2 separate regions of the Homo sapiens genome follow, and region 1 is linked to region 2. Evidence: read pairs that join two places in POLR2A ChIA-PET (ENCODE). Cell type or tissue: OCI-LY7. All regions are shown on one strand. Each heading gives the region's core, and the rest is flanking DNA. Links, peaks and the distances in the headings are about the cores only. Region 1 has its middle 35 kb from the start of LNCDAT. Region 2 has its middle 9.5 kb from the start of CCR6.

Evidence for each region. Peaks named below come from ENCODE experiments on the same cell type or tissue, not always from the same donor. Only the 100,000 strongest peaks of a DNase experiment are listed, where the experiment ranks them.
Region 1: POLR2A ChIA-PET joins it to region 2 with 8 read pairs; 1 of 35 experiments calls an interaction of 5 or more read pairs at or near these places.

The regions. Positions count from the first base shown.
Region 1 is chr6:166,200,152-166,205,524 of GRCh38, forward strand. No RefSeq gene overlaps it. Among named protein-coding and RNA genes, the nearest start is that of LNCDAT, 35 kb to the left of the region's middle. RefSeq lists an enhancer at 5,242-5,373. In OCI-LY7, for the core only: no CTCF peak of the experiment used is centred there; a DNase peak (open chromatin) is centred at 2,300; H3K4me3 peaks cover 3,388 bases; H3K27ac peaks cover 3,951 bases.
Region 2 is chr6:167,110,885-167,116,265 of GRCh38, forward strand. It overlaps a transcript of CCR6 not described here. Among named protein-coding and RNA genes, the nearest start is that of CCR6, 9.5 kb to the right of the region's middle. RefSeq lists enhancers at 2,503-2,642, 3,503-3,652. In OCI-LY7, for the core only: CTCF peaks have their summits at 4,380 and 4,584; DNase peaks (open chromatin) are centred at 2,297, 3,237, 3,857 and 4,387; H3K4me3 peaks cover 2,928 bases; H3K27ac peaks cover 3,758 bases.

The DNA.
Region 1 (5,373 bases), core at 1-5,000, 910 kb before region 2:
AAAAGAGATGGATGTTGTCTTAGCATAACACAGTGAAAGATGGTATTATGTACAGTATTTAAAATAATATTTTAAGGATTCAAAAATAGTGCCATAAATTATGTCATTCTAAATTTTAAAAATGAGGAGAAAATAATTTTAAAATACATAAAGGTAGCTTAAAAGCTAAAATAAAACCCAATTGCATTCTGAGTAATAGAATGTTAGGTTAGAGAAAATTTCAAACAGATGAAAGTTAGCCAAGAAACAACTAGGAACATAAAACTAAGGGAAAATGAAAGGGCAAGCCGGAGTGGCTGCTCACACCTGTGATCCCAGCACTTTGGGAGCCTGAGGCAGGAGGATTGCTTGAGCCCAGGAGTTCAAGACAAGCCTGGGCAACATGGCAAAACCCCATCTCCAAGAAAAATACAAAAAATTAGCTAGGCATTTGTGGCACACACCTGTAGTCCCAGCTATCGGGAGGCTGAGGTGGGAGGATCACTTGAGCCTGGGAGGCAAAGGTTGCAGTGAGCCAAGATCACGCTATTGCACTCTGGCCTCGGTGACAGAGTGAGACCCTGTCTCAATAAAAAAGGAAAAAAAATGAAAGGGCTAAGAGAATGATTGTGTAGCAGAAAGTTCTGAGACCACCCCAAGGTCTGTGATGAGGAAACCATTATAGATCAATCCAAATGCGTTCTCATTCGGTGCTCCAAAGGATCAGTGCTATGATCAGGAACCATCATTTCATTTAAGCCAGATGTAATTTCACTTAAACGAGATGTAACTGGGCCAGCAATAGTCGTGGGCAGTTTACTTAAGTCAGGATTTCCCAGACTTATCTAATCATCAGAATCAAAGGAATGACATGAGAAGTGTGATAAAAATACAGGTTCTGCATCCCAACCAGACCCCCTAAATCAAAATCTTAGGGGAAAGCCCTGGGCGCTGTGTGTTTTTATCAAGTACGCAGGTGATTGCTATGGTGTAGCCCATTTGAGGGACACGCTATAGTCGAGTATGGGTTGGGAAGAGCAACTGGAAATAAACAGAGACTGGGATATCTTACAGACAGCCCCAAAACATGCACTCAGTTTGCCATTGGATTCTTTGCTTGATGAATAGGATTTAAAGCTAGACTGTATTAGTTATATGACAGGATTTGTTTCATCAATGAAATGCCTCTGTGTGCGTGTGTGTGTGTGTTTCCAGTTAATCCAGTTAGAGTGGTGGTTGTAACCTGGTCCCTAGATTTCTAAATACTTATGTTTATAGAATTTTATGGTCAAAATGAGTCCCTACCAAGAGCATCTTGTCAAACTCCCTCCTTGTCCACTGAAGAGCTGTGTGCTGTTTAAGTTGGTATATCCCTGTGTTTATGAGTACACATTTAACGGCGGCAGAATTCTGCAGCCTCCATGGGTCACCTAGAGCCTGATGAATAAAGTAAGCAAAGTCCAGTTGTAGTTTTCATAATCCAGGACAGTAAGTCCCTGGAGGAAGATCTGTCCATTAAATTCCATGAGTTTCAGGAATTTGCACGGACCCTAAGACGCTCCAGTATCAATAAGGTGACACACTGATCCCTGACATGCTCTTGGAAGATGAAGCCAGGCACAGCTGGCTTTGTGACTTGTTTTTCAGGTTAGTAAAGGTCACTCCCGGCCTTTACTAACATTCACCCAGTGCCTCGGCCAGGATCCACTACTATTTTCACGATGAAGAAAGCTGGATCTGCTTCCTTTATTTTCTTCTCCACTATCGATTCTTCTGAGTTTCACTCTGAAATTCCAACACCTTGGGCCTTCTCTCAGGCTCACAGCGACTCCATCAATCAGGGTGTCTAAAGACCCTGTGGGTGGAGGAAGGAAGGAAGGAGGCACAGAGACCCTGCAGAAATGATTCAGGAGCCCCAGGCAGCTCACCCTCCCTGTCCTTTGGGTAGTTTTTCTGCAGTTTCTCACTGTTGACACTTTTTTTCCTCTATGAGTCAAGAAAGAAGGCCCTAAGAGGGAAATGAGACAGATCTTCTTACAAATATTCTTCATTACCACACTTTATTCATTCTATCAGCCAAGTGTGTTCCTCCAATTTTTCACTACAATTTTAAAAGCAGAAAATGTACCCTATTGTTTTGCACTGTTGGGGCCCATCCAGAGAGAAGGTGCAAGGTACCTACTGGACTTCAAGGCTAAGATTGCGAGTGCAGCCGGAGTGGCTCGGAAACCAAATGTCAGTGGGAGCTCCCAGTCCCAGCTGTGAGGCGTGGCTCCCAGTCCCAGCTGTGAGGCGTGGCCCCATTGCTTCCCTAGCGGGCTTCTGCTCAGATGGCTCCAGAGGCTGCTCATCTGTATCATGACAGCATTTCATCGTAACAGACGCCAGCTACTGCATTAGCTCCTTTATTTTCTGGTTAAGTTTATACAAATGTATCAGATATACTGCAATATTAATAGTTCTCTCCTCATTTGTTTCTGTTATTCTTGGGGCTGGTTTCACAAGTTTTGGGGGTTTCAGTTCTTTTTTTTTTTTTTTTTTTGATACAGAGTCTTGCTCTGTCGCCCAGGCTGGAGTGCAATGGCACAATCTCTGCTCACTGCAACCTTTGCCTCCCAGGTTCAAGCGATTCTCCTGCCTCAGCCTCACGCGTAGCTGGGATTACAGGTGTGTGCCAGCATGCCTGGCTAATTTTTTTGTATTTTTAGTAAAGATGGGGTTTCATCATGTTGGCCAGGCTGGTCTTGAACTCCTGACCTCAAGTGATCCACCCACCTCAGCCTTCCAAAGTGCCTGGGATTACAGGCGAGTCACCATGCCTGGCCTGGGGATTTCAGTTCTTAATCTCCTTTCAGATTTGCCCATACTCTTTTCCTTCAGTCATCTCTGAGAGAAAACCCAGAGGTCCTTCATGGCTGGCTCAACTCACCGTCACTCAGGACAGCAGGGTCTTGCGGTCTGTTGCACTGTGGAGATGCAGGGGCGCCTGTATGGGCGAGTGGAGTTGTTCTGGGTGGAAATCCCAGGCCGGCTCTTTTCCTGTGACTGTGATGAGTGACTCAGCTCAGAGCCTCCTGAGCCTCATCAGTACAGTAAGGACCACAACACTGAATCCATTGTAAGGGTGAAGACACAGTCTGCAGAAAACTTGGCACATAGTGGGAATTTCAAACGCTTTAGCTGGTTAAAGAGAATTGACCATTTCTGCCTTTCAATTTCTCAGGAGTCCCTTTTCAGGGAGGTCGGCTGTCTAATTTGGCCCCTTCTACCTCTATGCATCCTCCTATAGCCATGCCCTCGGTGCAAGTGAGGCCAGCCTGACTTCTGTTCTCTGTAAGCGGCAGGCTTACTCCCACCTGAGGTTTTGCACAGGGTCTCCCTGGCCTGGGCCACTCTTCCATCTGATGTTACCACAGTTGGTTACTCTGACCTGTCTTTAATGCCCCTTTCACAAATCTAAACCATCCAGGGACAACAGATAAGGAAAATGGAGTGGAAGCCTCACCACAGATGATGGTGCAGTGCTGAGAAGCATCGGATTCGAGACAGACATAGAGACCTGGAGGCACTGAATGGAAAAAAGGAACAGAGGAGACAAGAACATGCAGACAGAACAACATGGGCTTTGCACAGGTACACGACAAACACAAAATGCACAGCGGACATGCGGCTGCTGCGGGGCAGGGCTGGTATGGGAACAAGACAGGGTGTGTGTGCGTCAAACAAGGCAGAAAAAAATGCAGCCTCGGGTCGCTAGGCATCGCTTCATCCTGTTAAATTCCCCAAAATAGCATGTATCGCTGTCAAACATGAGCATCAGGACTTTTATCCAAACAGGAAAATTTTCTGTTCTTTTAGTCCCAAGTATATGGAGCACACTTATTAATTAGGACATTATGACGGGCTCTGTGTAAAAATGGGAAGTGAATCTCTCAATATGTGTTTAGTGAAATTAAAGGTACATTGAATCTACTAAAGAAAAAAAACACTTAAGCCTGGGAAATTATCTTTGTGTTTTTTCCTAAGTGATTATTATTAGACACCAGAATAGCACCAAACCGAAAAAAATCTCACGACTGAAATATCTCAGAAACGACATTTCAATATATAAAGGAGACATCAATTTTAAGTTACAAGTAAGGAGAAATTTGGAAACAGAACATACAATTTAACTAAGATTAAGTCTTTCAAAATAATAAGCAGCACTCTAAAACTGAAATCAAGAACGATTTTCATGACTATTTGAATTTTTTTAAATTAATGTTGGTGTTTTTTTTGAGACAGGGTGTCACTGTGTTGCCCATACTGCAGTGAACTGGCAGTGTCATAGCTCACTGCAGCCTCAAGCTCCTGGGCTCAAGTCATCCTTCCACCTCAGTCTCCCAAGTAGCTGGGACTACAGGTATGCACCATGACATCTGGCTAATTTTTTAGTTTTTGTGGAGACGGAATCTCGATATGTGGCCCAGCCTGGCCTCAAGTAATCCTCCTGCCTCAGCCTCGCAAAGTGCTGGGATTACAGGCATGAGCCACGACACCTGGCCTAAATATTTCTCAAAAATAAACCAAGAATGATTTTCAAGGCCTAAGAAAAAGACATGGCACTGATGAGATTTTGAAGACTTTTATTAAAAGTAATAAGCATAGTTCATTCACCCAAAACTGACAGTGGAAAATCTGAATGTTTCAAGTAAGTAGAGGAAATTCCCCCAAATGAAGAGGGGATGACAGAGTCCTGAAGTTAGCTACTGGACACCTTCAGCGGCAGACACTGGAAGATTAGTTACAAGAGGGCTCGACAGGCCTGCAGGTAAAACAAACAAAGCAAAACAAACTGAAACAAGAAAGCACAGCCAGGCTCTCTCTCCCCAGCTCAGCAGGAGCTCCAGCCCCAGCTGCCATCATTCCTAGCACTCCGGTAGCAGCGTTACTATTACTAACACTTACGGTATCTTCAAAATCATCCTCCTGGCAACCAATGTGAAGTCACCACCAGGCCCAGAAAGTGGCTGTGACTCTCCCCTGGTGGCCAACACTGCTAGCTGCTGACCTAACTTCCGTTACCCATCCTCTTCCTCACTACCAGGCCCGTAGGTACTGCTGTGGGGTATAAGGTGCGCAGCTGAAGAAAATGCATTTTTCCAGCCCCCTTGTGAGATGGGGTGGCCATATGACCACGCTCTGGTCAGCAGAATGTCAGTGAAGTTTTTGGGTGGAGATTCCAGAAGCTTCCTGAGAAGAGGGCTGGCGGGATGGGCAGGGATCCCCTCTGTCTCAGGCCCTCTGCCGCAGAGGTAGTATGAGGTCAGGAGCAGGAAGCCCCCACCAGCAACAGGCAAGAGCGAGCAGCACCATGGGGTCCCCAAGCCAGCCAGGGACTCTCAGCGACAGGAG
Region 2 (5,381 bases), core at 260-5,259:
CTGGCTCATACATTCTTGGGAAGTTACTCAACGCGTTTTGTGCTGGTTTCTTTCCATCTGCAAAATGAAGGTCACAATGTCCATTCTCCCAAAATTGTTTGTCAGGATTAAATGAAGTAATAAACATGAAAAGTACTTTCTAAATTGTATTACACATGCATTAATTAACATTTAACAATGCTATTTATAATCATTTGAAAAAGGAAGGAGAGGGGTGGATGACCTAGAGTTGTAGACTCTCACTTCTGTCCCTGCAGAAGCCGTTGGCGTTTCCTATCAAGCAACAATTTTGGACTTTCCTTAGGGGATTTGTAGCTTGCTTATTATAGACCTAAGTGGAGAAGGTAACCTAGATTTCCCCTTAAATTACGAGGTTGTTCTTAAGCTGAGCGCTGACAGTTGCCTTGGGAGTATGGAAACTTAGGGGTTTCTGCGTCCTCAAATTGGTCAAGTTGTGACACGTGGCCACAGATTGTAGAAAATGGCTAACAAAACAACATGAGTATTTTGAGGGTGGAATTTCTCCTTTATGCTTAGGGTATGCCTTCTTTTGTGGCTGCCACTGACCTGCAGTGGGATATTGGTGAGATACTGATTCTCTATTCACTGTGTCTTTACTCATAAAGCATATATCATATGGTATTTTCAGGTTTTTTTATTCTCTTAAGAAAACTGTAGAGCCTTTCAGAGAACTTTACAATCATTTGAATTAATTTGTAATTTCCAAGAAGAATCAAGAAATATTCCACAGATCAATAATTCTGAAACAAAGAAAAATTTACGTCTGAAATTGAAATTACCAAGTGACCTAGTTACATCAACCCATCTTCCTTCCTCCACCTTATTTGTCTCCTTTCTGTGATCTGAAGTGTGTGCTGAGGAATAAAACTTGTGGTAAGGAGGGCAGCCCAGCACACCACCCAGTGTATGGGTGAAGGAGGCAGCAGTGTGGCCGGAGAGGAGAGCTGGGCTGGGAGCACAGGAAGGTCCCCAGGACTCTGTGGTCATCAGTAAGAGAGGGCCCACGTGTATATGCTGGTGAACAGAAATGTCAACCTTTTCAAAGTCTGACATTTAAGAGAAAAAACTGTGGCTGTTGGTTTGTGGAACAGACAGCTCCTTCTTTATTGGTAAGTTTTTTTTTTGTCTTGGAACTTAGAAAATATTGTATTTCTTTTGTCTCAATAATTGTTTTATGCTTTGGAGGTAATAGAGTATTACAAAAGTTTATGTTATCAAGTCATGCATTGCGAATACTTATTTATTTAGGCTACTTTAGTCATCCCAAAAAGAAAGAAGAGATGCTGACCTTTGTTGAGTCTATTATGTGACATGCTCTATTCTAGAGACTTTGGTATGTGTTATTTTATGTAATTCTGAAGACAATCCTGGCAGGTAGGTGTGGGGCTATTTTAAAGAGTTAGGGCGGTAAAGTCACACAGCCAGAAGATGGCCATGGAGGGTTGGGAGGCAGATTTTTCTGATCCTAGTCTGTGTTCTTTCTATCTCACAAAGACATTCCATACCATCTGCAAGTCGCTTTTGACTAGCACTCGAGAAAGAAGTATGGGGACATTGGAAACGCTCTAATAGACCACAACCACCTTTGAAAGAGCAGTCATCTCTATGAGCCATAACTATAAGGAAGAAATGCAGATCCCACAGACCAAAATGGAACATGTCTCCCAAACTTCTCACCCTGGGGGCTGTGGCTGCTGCAGAATGGGGGGTGCTGGTGGATCTAACATGAATGAGGCTCGGTGGAGGGGCTGGCTTTGTGCAGGGAGGTTGGGATGAACAAGGGCAGCAGGCGGCATCACAGGTGAGAAGGACATCCCAGGAGGGAGGAAAGAGCCACAGCGTGCTGACGAAGGTGGGATGGGGTGAGGTGGGGGAGACACAGAGAAGCCCAGAGCCAGCCTCGTGGAATACACAGATGTGTCTGGAACGTGTGTCTCTGGATACACTGATGGGTCTGCTTCAAGAGAATTCTTGATGCTGCAATGCATCAGAAGGAGTTCTAGTGATAGCATTGTCTCCCAAGTGAAAGTGATAAACCAGTGACAATCAGTTTCACTGTGTTGTGGGTGAATGCATTTATGTCATTTAACAATACTGCGATTCCATTTGTATAACAATCTCGGATGCACTTGTTGTAATTTTGCATTATGTCTTCTCTAATTAAACATCTGAACCCTCTGAGGCCTGACTTACCTGGAGCTCTCTTATCTAATAATATCAACCTCTAAGGCAGCCTGAGAAAGAGGAAATGAACCCAAAGAGACTCTGCACCAAAATAGATACCACGAAGCCTGTACCCAAACTTGGTGTGTTTTTCTCCCAGGGGAGACCCTCAGGTGCACATTCAGATACACTGGCTCTTATTTTAGGCACAGTTCTGATAAGGGGGGGCTGTTTGGTTTCCCAGCCCAGAGCTTATTGGAAGCAGCACATTCAGTGGGAATGTCACCTGCTGGAGTCAGGCACGCTGGAAGTGATGAGGAATGGCAGACAGCCAGGTGCAGTCAAGAGGTGGGCTGGAAGAACCCCAAAACACAGAGAGGGCAACTCAGTAGACCTCACATGGGCCCATTTAATGCGGAAGCAGATACTGTAGTTCCAAGTATTGGAAGGATCTCAGTGTGGAATTTGGTGTGCTGCTGCAGATGAGAAAGCACACGTCCCCAGCGGCTCCACGAATGGGGCCCAGGCAGGGTTGGACGACGCCCAGCTCCCCTGGAGACAGCCAGAAATCTCATCACATGTCTTAGCAATATTTTCACCCATCAGATCCCAAGTTTTAAATGTTTAAAATGATTAGTTGAAAATTAATTTGGAATAGGCTTCCCCAAGACCAAAATGTTGGTTGGACATTGCTGTGTTGCTGAGTAAAATACAGTAAATATGCAGCGCATCCTTCAGCGTTCAGATGACTGCGTTAGAGAGGATGGGGCATCTAGGCAAGACATGCATTCCTCTTTACTTTTTAAAGCACTCCTATTTTGGGGGGTAGAATGAGAAGATGGATAGATGAAGAAAGGGAAAATGGAACAAAGAAAGGAAAAAGGGCAGGGCAAGGAAGAGGTTCCAGGATAAAATAGACATGAGATCTTATGAGCAGAGATCGTTAGGGCAGGGTGGGTGGACCAGGTCACACAACCGTGACAGACACGGCTCTGGGCTCTGACAACCGCATCGCAGCAGACAGGATCAAGATGCAAAGCAGGGCCCTTCGGCAGCCGGCGCATGACCTAGAGCTGGGTGTAGGAGGACTCTCCGGCAGCTTCTGCCTCTCCCTCCTCACCTTCCCTTGATCGGGCTTATGTCATGAGGACGTCATCCTCCCTGTGCTGTCCCCACCTCCTGCCACACAAGCTGCCTGAAATCCTAGGGGCTGGTGGAGATGGTGGTTTGATGGGTTATAAATCACGTGACTTAGCTGAGACGGTCTAGCTCCCTCCTGCTCCCAGGTGGTCTTCTGAGCAGTGGTAGACCTCGAGAGGAGTTCAGAATCACAGGACCGCAGGACCCAGCCCTGGTCTATCCACCCAGAACCTACATTTGAACCCCAAGGAGAGGCAATTCATAATCACAGTGCACTTGGAAACCCTTCTTCCAGGCATAGGAAACCCCAGTCCAGAGGCATCACTTCATATTTCGGAGGGGTTACTGCCATTGAGTGGCCTAAATTTCAAACCCTGGCACGGAGATGAGCAGGGCCCCCTTCTCTATGCAGAGCCCCCTGGCCGAGGCCTGCTGTGACGGCTGCTGTAACCAGCCTGTGGCTCTGACGTCACCGTGCACACGTCACCCTTTTTCATTTCTGTAGCAGTTTATAAGTCAGTGAGGCTGTTCCCGGCAGACAGAAATGGAAATTAGCACTCTGAATCTGGGTCACCGAGCAGTGCTGTAAATCCCAGGGGAGGCCCCGTCCTTAGCTCTGCATCCAGTGAGGACCTGAGGTGAGGATGTCTTCACAGATCCAAGGGAGGAGGTTTTAGACACATAAATCTGTGTGATTATCCAATGGCAAGATCATTTGATAGGAGATCCCCAACCTAAAAAGAATGTGGCTTTCAGATCTCTTTCTGGTAGACAAACAGATGTTTTAGTAAATCAAAAAATCAGCCTTGTGAGTGTAATTAAATGACTACGTAATAAAATCAGTCATTTTCCTTTGGTCTTTTTGTCAGAATGAGTCTTCAGGTTCTGTAAAGAATCTGTCTCCTCCGACATACATCGCCAAGACAGCGGCGGGCTAATGGGGGCTGTGCTGCCCACTCCTCAGACACTGGATGGGGGTCTCACTGGTCCACCCCGCAGTTGGCTGCTGGGTCAGAGAGTGTGCCAGCCAGACCCCAGCGCCCAGCGCCCTCTAGATGTTGCAGAAGGGCGAGAGAGGCTTTCTGTGGTCCTCATTCTGTGAGCAGACCTGTCCTTTCTGGCAGTCAATTATGCCTTTGCGGAATATGATTGGGAGATTTTTAAGTAAGTCAGAGGAAAACTGATTCTGCTGGAAGTCGGTTTTAGAGCTGCTGAGAGCTATTTCATTCATCATAAAAATCTTGTTGGTTCAACAATACCTCTTTTTCCACATTCCTGGTGTTTAAGCAGGGTGCCTTGTCCAAAAACCTAGTGTCTTTTCCCCATTTTCTGTATCTGACTTGAAGCAAAATAGTATTGTCCACTGTTCTGGAAACTAACACAGAAAGAAATTGTGACTATGGCAGCACTCACACAACAGTTTATCTGGAAACGTCTAGAAGGTGTTATTTTTCCAGCAGTGAAAATTAGTGATATCCATAATAGTCACTATAATTAGTCCTTTTGCTTTTCTTAGAAATTCTGTTTCATTATGCAACCAACTTATTTTGTTATTAAATGAAAGTACAAAGAGAATTTTTTAATAATTACATTTCTTATATTTCTACCTCCTTATACAAACACCATTATGATTTTCATGTCTCTTCTCATACTTGTGTCAGTTTCTCACTTTTATTGCTAAAATTTTGCAAAACTGAGGCTGTATCTATAATGTCATGGTCAGGGTTGGAAGTTTAAATTTGAGACCTCAAAGAAGATTTTTCAAAGGGGATGCTATGAAAAGCTCCCCATTTTCCTCCTAGTTCAAAGATCCGCAGGCGTTATAAAGCGAATGACTACTGGTTAGGTGGAATTCATTTCTGAAGCCGTGGCTGCCGCCAGGAGGGAGCACACCAGCAGGCGTGGATGGGCGTTATTGTTGTGTCTTCTTTCTTGAAAAGCTCCAGGGTCCAACTGCAAGAAGAGATCACGAGAGAGAATGCGGAACTCCTGGCTCTGTCTCTGGAGAACATTCCAGAGGTTGTGCTGGAGCCAGAAGGAGCGCTTTCTTATGCTGC